2 separate regions of the Homo sapiens genome follow, and region 1 is linked to region 2. Evidence: read pairs that join two places in POLR2A ChIA-PET (ENCODE). Cell type or tissue: PC-9. All regions are shown on one strand. Each heading gives the region's core, and the rest is flanking DNA. Links, peaks and the distances in the headings are about the cores only. Region 1 overlaps ME1 (malic enzyme 1). Region 2 overlaps RWDD2A (RWD domain containing 2A).

Region 1 (5,389 bases), core at 279-5,278, 150 kb before region 2:
ATTGTTGTTTGAAAAAAAATTTAAGATATTCATGGTAGTTTGACAGGCCTGAAGTAAATGTAAACTACTCCTTTTTTTTTTTTTTTTTCTGCAGAGGTCTCTTTATTACTATCCACGATCGAGGGCATATTGCTTCAGTTCTCAATGCATGGCCAGAAGATGTCATCAAGGTAAGTTATCATGTTTTTCCACTATAGCAAATTTTTTCTTTTTTCTGTCCCATAAAACAGTTTAAAATATACTGACAATTCTCATGATAATAGGTAGCATTCATTAGCTTTTCTAGTGAATATCACCTAATTTATATCCCTTTGATTTTTACATAGTGGGTTAATTTTATTCTGATGCCATTTAGATACTAAGTTTTCCTATTATTTCTATCTAATTTCTTAGTACCTCCATTCTAAGTAATGATAAATGTTGAATATGTGATAGCATCTGAATTTCTTTAAGCAAACCCTTAAATTCTATCTGTTGTGTTTAATTATCCACTAAGAGGAATCCAAGTAGGCAAGAAAAAAAGTCTGTTAATTCATTTCTTTTATCATTATGACTTTAAGTAGTTCATTTGACTTACCTCTGTAAGTGAGCTAATGAAAATAAAAGTAATAATAGTACTTGACATTTGGTAGCATTCTGAATGAGACTTTTTACATGGATTAACTCTTATAATAATAATAATTGATTGAGGAAAGAAAGGCACAGATGGGTTACAAAGTAGCTTAAGATAGTGGTGGGAACTGCATGCAGGCCCCAGAGCTGGCCTCTGAGTCCCTGTTCTTAGACACAGGGCTATGCCATCTTCCTTGTCTAAGGGAGGTGAGAAGTGTTTGTTCTCCCTTTGGTTCCCTCTTTCTTTTCTGTTGAATGCCTAGCAACTTTGTGGTATCTTTTAGTACCAGGATGGAATAAATCAATGCCTTTTGGTGGTACAAAGGCACTTCAGCTATAACTTCTGAATGTAAGTCCGTTAATGATCTTTTTAAAATTATTTTAATTTTTTTAGAGACAAAGTCCCACTATGTTGCTCAGTCTGGTCTTGAACTCCTGACCTCACGCAGTCCTCCTGCCTGAGCTTCCCAAAGTATTGAAACAATAGGTGTGAGCTACCATGCCTTGGTGATCTTTCCTATTTGAGACATTGTGGCTATAATTGATTAATTTGGTTCTCTAGGGCTCATGCCAGGAAAACTTGTAAATTAAAATGGTTTTTATTATTTCCAGTGTCCTCAATTTTTTTTTTTTTTTTTTTTTTTTTTTTTGCTTTCTCCACCTAAGTTGCTTCCTCAGCTTTTCTGCTATCAACAGGACCATGTTATCCACAGATTCTGGTCTTAGAAACTACCCTAAGAAACATCTTAATTGTATAAAGCATAAATGTCTGATCACCTAAGGATGTTTACTTTTAATCAGGAATCTAAAGAAAATTTAAGGAATCAACAAGTTGGCCAGAAGTGGTGGCTCAGGCCTGTGATCCCAACACTTTGGGAGGCCGAGGTGGGTGGGAGGATTGCTTGAGCTCAGGAGTTTGAGACCAGCCTGGGCAACATAGTGAGACTCCATTTCTAGAAAAAATTTTAAAATTAGCTGGAATGGTGGTGCATGCCTGTAGTCCCAGCTACTTGGCATGCACCCAGCTACTTGGGAGGCTGAGGTGGGAGGATCACTTGAGCTCAGGAGTTCAATTCTGCAATGTACTATGATCACACCACTACACTCTAGCCTGGGCAACAGAGTGAGACCCTGTCTCAGAAAAAAAACAAACAAACAAGAATTAACAAGTCAATAGAGGAAATAGTTCTGCAGTAGAGAGTTCTAGCCAATATCCCTGTAATCGTCCTAACAGCTAGGCAGTAAGCTATCACACCATGTTTCTTGTTCTTCCAACTAACTGATCTCTGCATCTTTAACTTTATTCATAAGCTACTTTTATCCTTTGGACTCTTAATATTGGGCCCTTACTGATGTTCTTATCCCTAACTATGCCCTCTTTTATTTAAAAATCTTAGCATAGTGCCTGGCACATAGTAGGTACTTAGTAAACGGCAGCTATTGATTGTAAAAGAATGCTGAAGATAGGTAAGTGTATCTTATATGGTCTGTACTATATACTTGAAAGTACCCATGAAATAAAGGCAATTATTAAGCAAAATATAATCAAAATGTGTGGTATTATAGGTGCCTTATTTATTCATTCTGAGGAGAATATTATTTAGAGAAGGCTGGAATAGTTAAGAAAACTTTTCTAGCAAAGTTGAAACTTAAATCCAACCTTTGATAGTTAGAAAGGGAAGAATATACTATTCTAAGAAGGGAACAGGTGAATGTAGATATCAAGTTCGGTAAGAGAATGGGGTGTTTTTAGATAATAAGGAAATTCACTTGCCTGACTAAAGCTGAGTGTTAATATTGGAATATAGTGGAATTAAGATTGTTTAAGGGGTAATCAAATTACTGTAAAAGGTTTTGAAATTCAGAAAGAGATTTAGATTTGAAAAAATAGAATGTCATATTTAACAAGGAAATTATATAAGTAATATTTGAAGAAGGTTCACTGGAAACAGATTTTAGAATAGTTTCAAGAAAGCAGGAAAAGATGCAAAGGTTCTGCATTTAGGTAGGCTACAAGAGGATGGGCCTTGGGAAATTAAATGAAGGGATGAAGACAGGACACATGGAGAGTATCTTTGTGTGTTCAGGAGAAATCTGCGTATTTCATACAGAAGTTTCTATTCAGGTAATGCCTAGATAATAATTTGTATAGTGGGGTGAAGATTTAATTTTTGAAAAACAGACATCACTGATAGAATTGTAGTTGTCTTACTGATATTAATCCTGCAGTTGTGACTTAATTATCGTACAGAAAACATCCAACTGCTTCATTTTTCTGAAGCAGGAGATAAAGTAGGTTAAAAAAAGCAAGAGAATATTAATTTAGTGATAAACTACATAAGTGACAAAACTTTTTTTCTTTGAGAGAATTCTTTTACTGTTAAAATCTACTCTTTTATATGGAAGTATTTATGAATTAATGCTATAAATGTACGTTTGTAATAAAGCATAAATATCAAATGTCTCAAAACATATTTTAAAAACTTCTCAAACTACTACATATCTAAATGTTCATGTATATGTATATTATTAAATAATATAAATAATAGCTTTGAGAGAAGAACTTAGGGAATAAAAGTTATGAAGAAATAAGAAAGAATGCACTGTTTTTTGTTTTTTGTTTTTTTTTTTTTTTTTGAGACAGAGTTTTGCTCTTGTTGCCCAGGCTGGAATGCAGTGGTGTGATCTCTGCTCACTGCAACCTCCGCCTCCTAGGTTCAAGCAATTCTTCTGCCTCAGCCTCCCGAGTAGCTGGGAGGCTACTCGCCACCACGCCCAGGTAATTTTTGTGTTTTTAGTAGAAACGGGGTTTTGCCATGTTGGTCAGGCTGGTCTTGAACTCCTGACCTCAGGTGATCCGCCCATCTCGGCCTCCCAAAGTGTGCTGGGATTATAAGCGTGAGCTACTGCAATTGGCCCACTTTTTTTTTTTTTTAATGTTCAAGACATATATTTAGTTTAACATAGATGAGCTATCAAAAATAAGTGAAAAGTTATGCCACTTGAAATCCCTTCAGAATTTTGAAACCAAATAACAACTCTCTGTGTTTAAGCACTTTTGATGAAATCTGGAAAGCATTTTATAAATTATTATTCAGGTCATAACTAAGCTAAGCTAAATGACTAAGCTAACTAAGCTAAATGACAATATTACTCTCCTTATAAAACATATCATTAAAAATATTTGTAAGTATAGGCAGGCCAACTGGACTTTACCTATGTAAAGATCACATTCATAAAAGTATATATTATCAACGATATGTAAAAATACCTCTATTTGTGGTAATGCAGTAAATAAAACTGTCTGTTAAATACACATTAGAAGTACCAGGACTTTGAAAATTTGGCCTTAATTTAATTTAAAAAACAAAGTTATAGTTATCTGCAGTATTTATCTTTTTTACCTTAAATCAGGGCTAAGTTAACCCAGTAGTATCGGATTGCTTCCTCCAAAAGAGCATCACATATTGATCCACTGCTATTTGACATGGAAAATCTTCCAAAGACAAATGTATTGAATGTGCAAAAATGATTTTCACCTACCTCCCAAATGTATTTGCTTTTAAGACAATTTTTCAAGAGCTGAATAATATAGGTGAACAGGAAATTAAATAAAATATCTTAGAAGTATATTTTAAAATATATTCTGCAATGTGGTATGGTGAAAAGAGCACTGTACTAGGAATTAACATATGTGGGTTTCTGGTTCTTTGATATTAACCAAGTAAATCACTTTAGGCAAATTATTTCAGTTCTCTGATTTTTCAGTTAACTAATTTATAAAATAAGAGGAATAGATGGAATATACTTTAGATTTCTCTTTACATCTAAAATGCTATAACTTTATAATTAGCTCCAGTGAAATAATAGTAATAATAGCTATAAATTTTTAAGAATTTGTAATGTACCAGGTACTGTGGTAAGTTCTTTATATATCATGATTTCATTTTATGTAATCATAGTTTTATTCAATTTACTAATATTTATTGATTGTTTACTGTGTGCCAAATGCTATACTAGGTGCTGATGTACAGTGGTAAGCAAAAAGACCTGGTTCCCAATTTTATACAGCTACTCTGAAAAGTACCTTTATTACTCCCAATTTACCAATAAGAAACAGAAGCTTAAATTCACCCAAGGCCAAATAACTGACATATTCCCACGTTTCTCTGAATATGATGAGTGTAGCAGTTTGTAGACTATCTAATAAATTGTGTTTCATAAGATTGGTTTTGTTTAAATTCATATAACTGACATGAATCACAAAGATGTTCAATAATGATATCAAATTACATAGAATTAAAATCTCCACATGATTAAAGTATATGCTTCATAAATATTCAAGTTAATTAGAAATAAACTAAACAGGCTGGGCACGGTGGTGGCTCATGCCTGTAATCCCAGCACTTTGGAAGGCTGAGACGGGTGGATCACGAGGTCAGGAGTTTGATACCAGCCTGGCTAACATGGTGAAACCCTGTCTCTACTAAAAATACAAAAATTAGCCGGGCGTGGTGGCGGGCGCCTGTAATCCCAGCTACTTGGGAGGCTGAGACAGGAGAATTGCCTGAACCCGGTAGGCAGAGGTTGCAGTGAGCTGAGATTGTGCCACTGCACTCCAGCCTGGGTGACAGAGCAAGACTCCGTCTCGGAAAAAAGGGAAAAAAAAGAAAGATAAAAGAAGGAAGGAAGGAAGGAAGGAGAAAGACAAAATTCATTAAGTCTAGTGGAAAATTTTCAGGTAAGAAGTAGCAGACTGTACTGGACATGTTTCAAA
Region 2 (5,389 bases), core at 114-5,113:
TATTAGTAGCGTGAGAACGGACTAATACGGCAAGCTAGCACAAAAATCAATAGATAAAGAACAGAATGCTTGGTAAAAGGACTGGAAAAACTGGCCCACAACATGGAGAAAATTAAAACTAGAACCCTACCTTACACTATGTGAAAAGGTAGACTCCAGATCGATTAGAGACCTAGGTATGAATGGTAAAAATATAAAGTTAATGAAAATCAATGTAGCAAAATATGTTTGGGACCTCATAAACACAACTATGAGGTAAAATGGGATATATTATCTAAGGAAGGGAAGGTTTAGGTGGATCAGATGGCTGCTGCCATAATACAGTGTAAAGGACAAGGAATTCTAGGACTGTGAGTTGCGGTGGTTGCTTCTAGCAGAGATGGATACATAAAGAAAGATAATTTAGGCTTGAGTCTGAAATCCTCAGCTCAAAAATTTTAGACTGAATTCTCAATCTAAAAACCAGAAAAAGCCCCATGTTTTTGCTAACAACATATTTTCTCTCTTTCTAGTTATAATGCTGAAATAATTGAAAACCATGGTCATACTTAATCTTGCTGCTTGCCAAATTATATTAATACCCTGAGTTAAACTGACATCCTCATTAGGCCTCTTATGTCAAACTTAGAGTATTGACCAAGAAACAGTAGGACCTTGATTTGGAATGGGGAAGGGGATTTGGAGGACTCATAATATCCTAAACTAGGGAGAACAATAGTCCAGGTTTCAGAAGTGAAAGTCCTGTGTCCCAGGAAACCCCTCAGTCCCAGGAAAACTGGGATAGTTGACATGTTCTCCTTTGCTAATCAAAGCAGGATCTCTTCCCGTCTAAAGAAGTTGTTACTGCCTTGCTAGAAGATCCTGTAATGACCTCACCTGAGGTAATAATTACCTTGTAAAGAGAAACCAATTGTAAAGGGAGGCCTACGCTCCTCCTCCATTATTCACATTATTTCCGTACACCCCAAATCAGATTCCAGCATGAGAAGGGCTGTGGTGGCTAGTAATTTAAAAGGCAAATCCAGAAGGAGGAGACTTACGCCAAAAAAATTCTAGACTCTGCTCACATATATTGGCAAAAGCCCAGAGAAAAATGTGTGGGATTCTCAGAACGTTACACTCACAAGGAGAACTGTAATTTTGGATAAGGCAGAAATGATGATAGGGTACACTTGCCACAGATTCTGGATTCTGTGCGCTGCCTTGAGCAGCTGGGGGTGATTCTACTTGTTGGTTCAGTTAGTTGAGTGAAACATGAACTTAATAAGGGTCCACATTAAATGAAATTGAGAATGCAAACATTCCTTAAATAATATAAAGCCATTCAAATATTTACAAAGATAGGAATGTTGGAGTGGAATTGTTGTGTGCAATATGACTGTCCTAATCTATTGATCTCCTAAGTCTCCTTGGAGGACCTATCAGTGACCCTCCTTTCACTAAGGCCTTGAGAGAAATAACACTGGTGAGGGGAGTACCAACATCCATGAAAAGCATTTTAATGATACTTCTCTTTAAGCTAGGAAGGCTTGGGAAAATGTTATGGTTAAAAGGCTTTCCTGATTTCAATGGAGAAATCAGACTCTTGGGTTTGGTACAGGCTTAATAGCATTTAGTAGCAATTAACAACTGGAGACAAGGTGAAAACAGTGATTGTAATAGGAGGAGGTCCAGTGTAATCAAGAGTTCAGCCCACAGAAACCTTGGTTGTGGATAACACGGGGCCTCCTGGCCTGAAATGCTGTTCAAAAAATTAATGAGGCAGCATACATACTAACCAAGAAAAATTGATACCATTGTATAAAATTGATACAGCCATGCCAGTACATACCAGCTATATCCCAGCCTGGCCTAGGACCAAATACATTAGCAACAACATACGCCCCACTTGATATATATAACAATAGCAGAAAAGCCTGACTGGAGCCACCAAGATACAGTGTCACCAAATTGCCACAAACAGATATGAATGAAAGACCCCTAAAGATGCAGAACTCTGTAATTATATCATAAATGTTTCCAAAATCTTTTTTGAGGCTCCCATTTGCTAAGATAACAATGCACTGCAGAAAGGAAAAACTATTAGGCCTTTTGGAGGTCATCTGGGAACAGCTCTGAACAAATATAAATTTCTCGGGTCTCTGAAACCACTGTGGTCTATAGAACAAAGTATATGCTATAGGAATAAACCCATCCCCCACTTATTTTTCCAGTAAAGAGTTATAATTTATTTCTTCATCCTCTGTGGCAATATACCCACATTGGATCCCTGATCCATAAAAAGAGGGTTATTCTCTCAGGAAGTATGAAGAGATTTGCAGAGATGAGTCCCACCATCAAAAGCTTTGAAAGCAGCAGGAGTGTGATTCTTATCACATCTTGCTTTAGCATGATCTTTGGCATATGTAGGAGGAGACAGATGGGTCTCTAAGAATGACTTCACAGGCTGGGCTCAGTGGCTCACACCCGTAATCCCAGCACTTTGGGAGGCTGAGATGGGCAGATCACTTGAGGCCAGGATTCGAGACCAGCCTGGCCAACATGGCGAAAAACCATCTCTACTAAAAATACAAAAATTAGCCAGGCGTGGTGGCATACACCTGTAATCCCATCTACTTGGGAGGCTGAGGCATGAGAATCACTTGAATCCGGGAGGCAGAGTTTGCTTTGAGCTGAAATTGGGCCACTGCACTCCACCCTGAGTGACAGAGCGAGAGAGCAAGACTCCGTCTCAAAAAAATAGAATGGCTGCACATATTCCGAAACTTAAGCAGATGGTGATTCCAACTGCAGCTGCTGTCATATAAGTTCTTTTTTCTTGGAGCAAATCAGAAAGTAGCTGGCTACTGATTTGGTCAATGCTTTTTTGTTTTTCCTTTATTCCAGTAAGTAAAGACCACTTGAAGCATTTTCTTTATCTCAGTAAGCAGCAATGTAGATTGTCTTTTTCCAACATTACATTAACTTTCTATGTCAGAATATCAGTCTCGATATCAGACCTTTGATCAGCTTACCACTATACAGGGCAGCATGCTGTATGCCTCCAGGTGATATTCTGATTGGACTTGGAGAATGGAGTCATGTTTCCTGGATGCCTAGTAAGATGTGTCATCCCAGAGGGTGAACGATAAATCCCATGAAAGCACAGAGCCTGCAGCCAAGTTTTGTAGAAGTCCAGTGTCTGGTACATGCTGGGATTTCCCCTTCATTGTGAGGAACAAATTGTGTACTTTGTTCCTTCTATAACTAAGGAGAACTCCCAGGGTTTGGTGGGTGATATGGTTTGGCTGTGCCCCTATCCAGATCTCACCTTGAATAGTAATAATCCCCATGTGTCAAGGACAGGACCAGGTGGAGATAATTGAATCATGGGGGTGGTTTACCCCATACTTCTCGTGGTAGTGAATAAGTGTCACGAGATCTGGTGGCTTCATAAAGGGGAGTTCCCCTACACAAGATCTCTTGCCTGCCCCTATGTAACATATCCCTATGCTCTTCCTTCGTCTTCTGCTGTGATTGTGAGGCCTCCCTAGCCATGTGGAACTGTGAGTCCATTAAACCTCTTTCCTTTATAAACTACCCAGTCTCGGGTATGTCTTTATTAGCAGCATAAGAATGAGCTAATACAGTGGGCTTACTTAAATTCTGTGTACCCTGCTCAAATTCATTCGGGGGTTGACCCAAATGCATCTAGTTTTGACTGGGATCAGAAAGAGAGGTCTCTCTAGCTGGTCCAGGCTATGGTGAAATTAGTTCCACCATGTGGACCTTATGAGGGAAAGCCAATGGGCTCAGAGTTTCTGTGGCAAATCAGGATTATGTATAAAACCAGGAAGTGTGAGCAACACTGTGCCCTCTTCAGACAATAACTATTCTTTTGACTTACTACTGGGCTACTTGAGATAAAAGCAAGTGAAAAAAACCTGTTCAAAAGGGTTCCATGAAGGCTGCAGACAGACACCATCAGAACCTTCTCAGGTTCTGAGAGGGGATGGATGGCATGTAAGGAGTTATATGTGAACGCTCAAGTTCACAGGCAATGTATGTTTGATTTAATAAGGAATGTTTTAGAGGTCCCTGTGTTGTGGTCTGCCAACTCATCTGGCCTACTCAATTCACTATGCAGGTGTCCTCAGCTCTTAGCCTAACACATAATAGACCAGTAAGGAATGAAAAGCAAAGAACATACTTGACGATATGCTTCATTTACTTCAGCAAACTTTAAAAAGACACTGTAACTTTTATAAATGAGCACATTTTCCAAATAACCATTTAAGAATATAATAAACAGAATATCCAGATTCTTAAGTTACAAGCAATAGAGACTGATTCTGATTTCCGACAACAAAAGGGAAGATGCTGGGTCATTCAAAGGAAATGCCAAACAGCTGAGCATTCAGTAGGTCAGAAATGAGGGTGGCACTAGAGGTTTAAGCAGCAAGAGCTCACAGCCATCTCTCCAGGAGGCTGCCAGAGGACAACTTGATTCCTATCACTTTCTCTTCCCAAATCACACAGGGAAGGGGCAGTTTCCCAAAATAAGCTGTGTGTGTAGGGGGAGGGGGTTGGGGAATGACGGACTTTTATTATGTGCTCATATCAGGCTGTGCAAACAACCAGCAGACTCCTATACATACAAAGTTGAGTTTTGAATTATACATGTACTTTTTTTTTCTATAAAACCTACACGTCCCCATAATACTATCTGCATTAGTTTTCCTGATAGGAAAAAAAGTATTGCAGAATGCTCAAATTAGACTTATTTATAAAAAAGTAGGTTCTGAAAAATCTCAGAAATAGCTCCAGAAGCAGTAGAGTTCATAACCTAGAATTTATTGCCTTTTCTTTACACCCATCTTTCTGTAGCTACTTTTGCTCATGTAATCAGGAAAAACACCTCTATAAGGTAGGTTGATGGCACATATTGATTCATTTGGATGGAGTTACATCTGTTGAAGGCCTAAAACTTGTAAATGCGAATTATACTTATTGATAGCTTTGTGGAGACTGTGGGGGAAAAAGATTCCTATACTTTGTTGTTTTTAGTGCTGGCAAACATTAAGAAGTGATTCCTTGGCAATGTAAGTCCTATTTCTTCCCTTTGCATATAGGCAAAGTGTCAGGCTCCAGCCTGAGTTCCAGCACAACCAAGGCTAGGATGGAAACATGAATGGCAAGCTGGAGGACCTGGCGGGGCAGGCCTACAGCGAGCCATGGGTTGAAGATCTGAGTTGTGCCCTGAGAGGACACTCATTGTGACCTAAGAAGAAAGAGGCAGTACAAAGTGGACCCAGTTCTAACACCTCCTTGGGATAGGGCCTCCTGCTCCATCATGTCCTCTCTGTAGCCCAAGGACACGTCTGCATCCACGGCACAGAGGGTAAAACCA

Evidence for each region. Peaks named below come from ENCODE experiments on the same cell type or tissue, not always from the same donor. Only the 100,000 strongest peaks of a DNase experiment are listed, where the experiment ranks them.
Region 1: POLR2A ChIA-PET joins it to region 2 with 15 read pairs; 2 of 35 experiments call an interaction of 5 or more read pairs at or near these places.

What each region holds. Positions count from the first base shown.
Region 1 is chr6:83,346,845-83,352,233 of GRCh38, reverse strand. It overlaps ME1 (malic enzyme 1), which reads left to right. Exons shown (of 14, transcript NM_002395.6): 4 at 95-170. Among named protein-coding and RNA genes, the nearest start is that of ME1, 82 kb to the left of the region's middle. In PC-9, for the core only: no CTCF peak of the experiment used is centred there; no DNase peak of the experiment used is centred there.
Region 2 is chr6:83,197,733-83,203,121 of GRCh38, reverse strand. RWDD2A (RWD domain containing 2A) reads right to left here. Exons shown (of 3, transcript NM_033411.5): 3 at 4,187-5,389. Among named protein-coding and RNA genes, the nearest start is that of RWDD2A, 7.1 kb to the right of the region's middle. In PC-9, for the core only: no CTCF peak of the experiment used is centred there; a DNase peak (open chromatin) is centred at 3,081.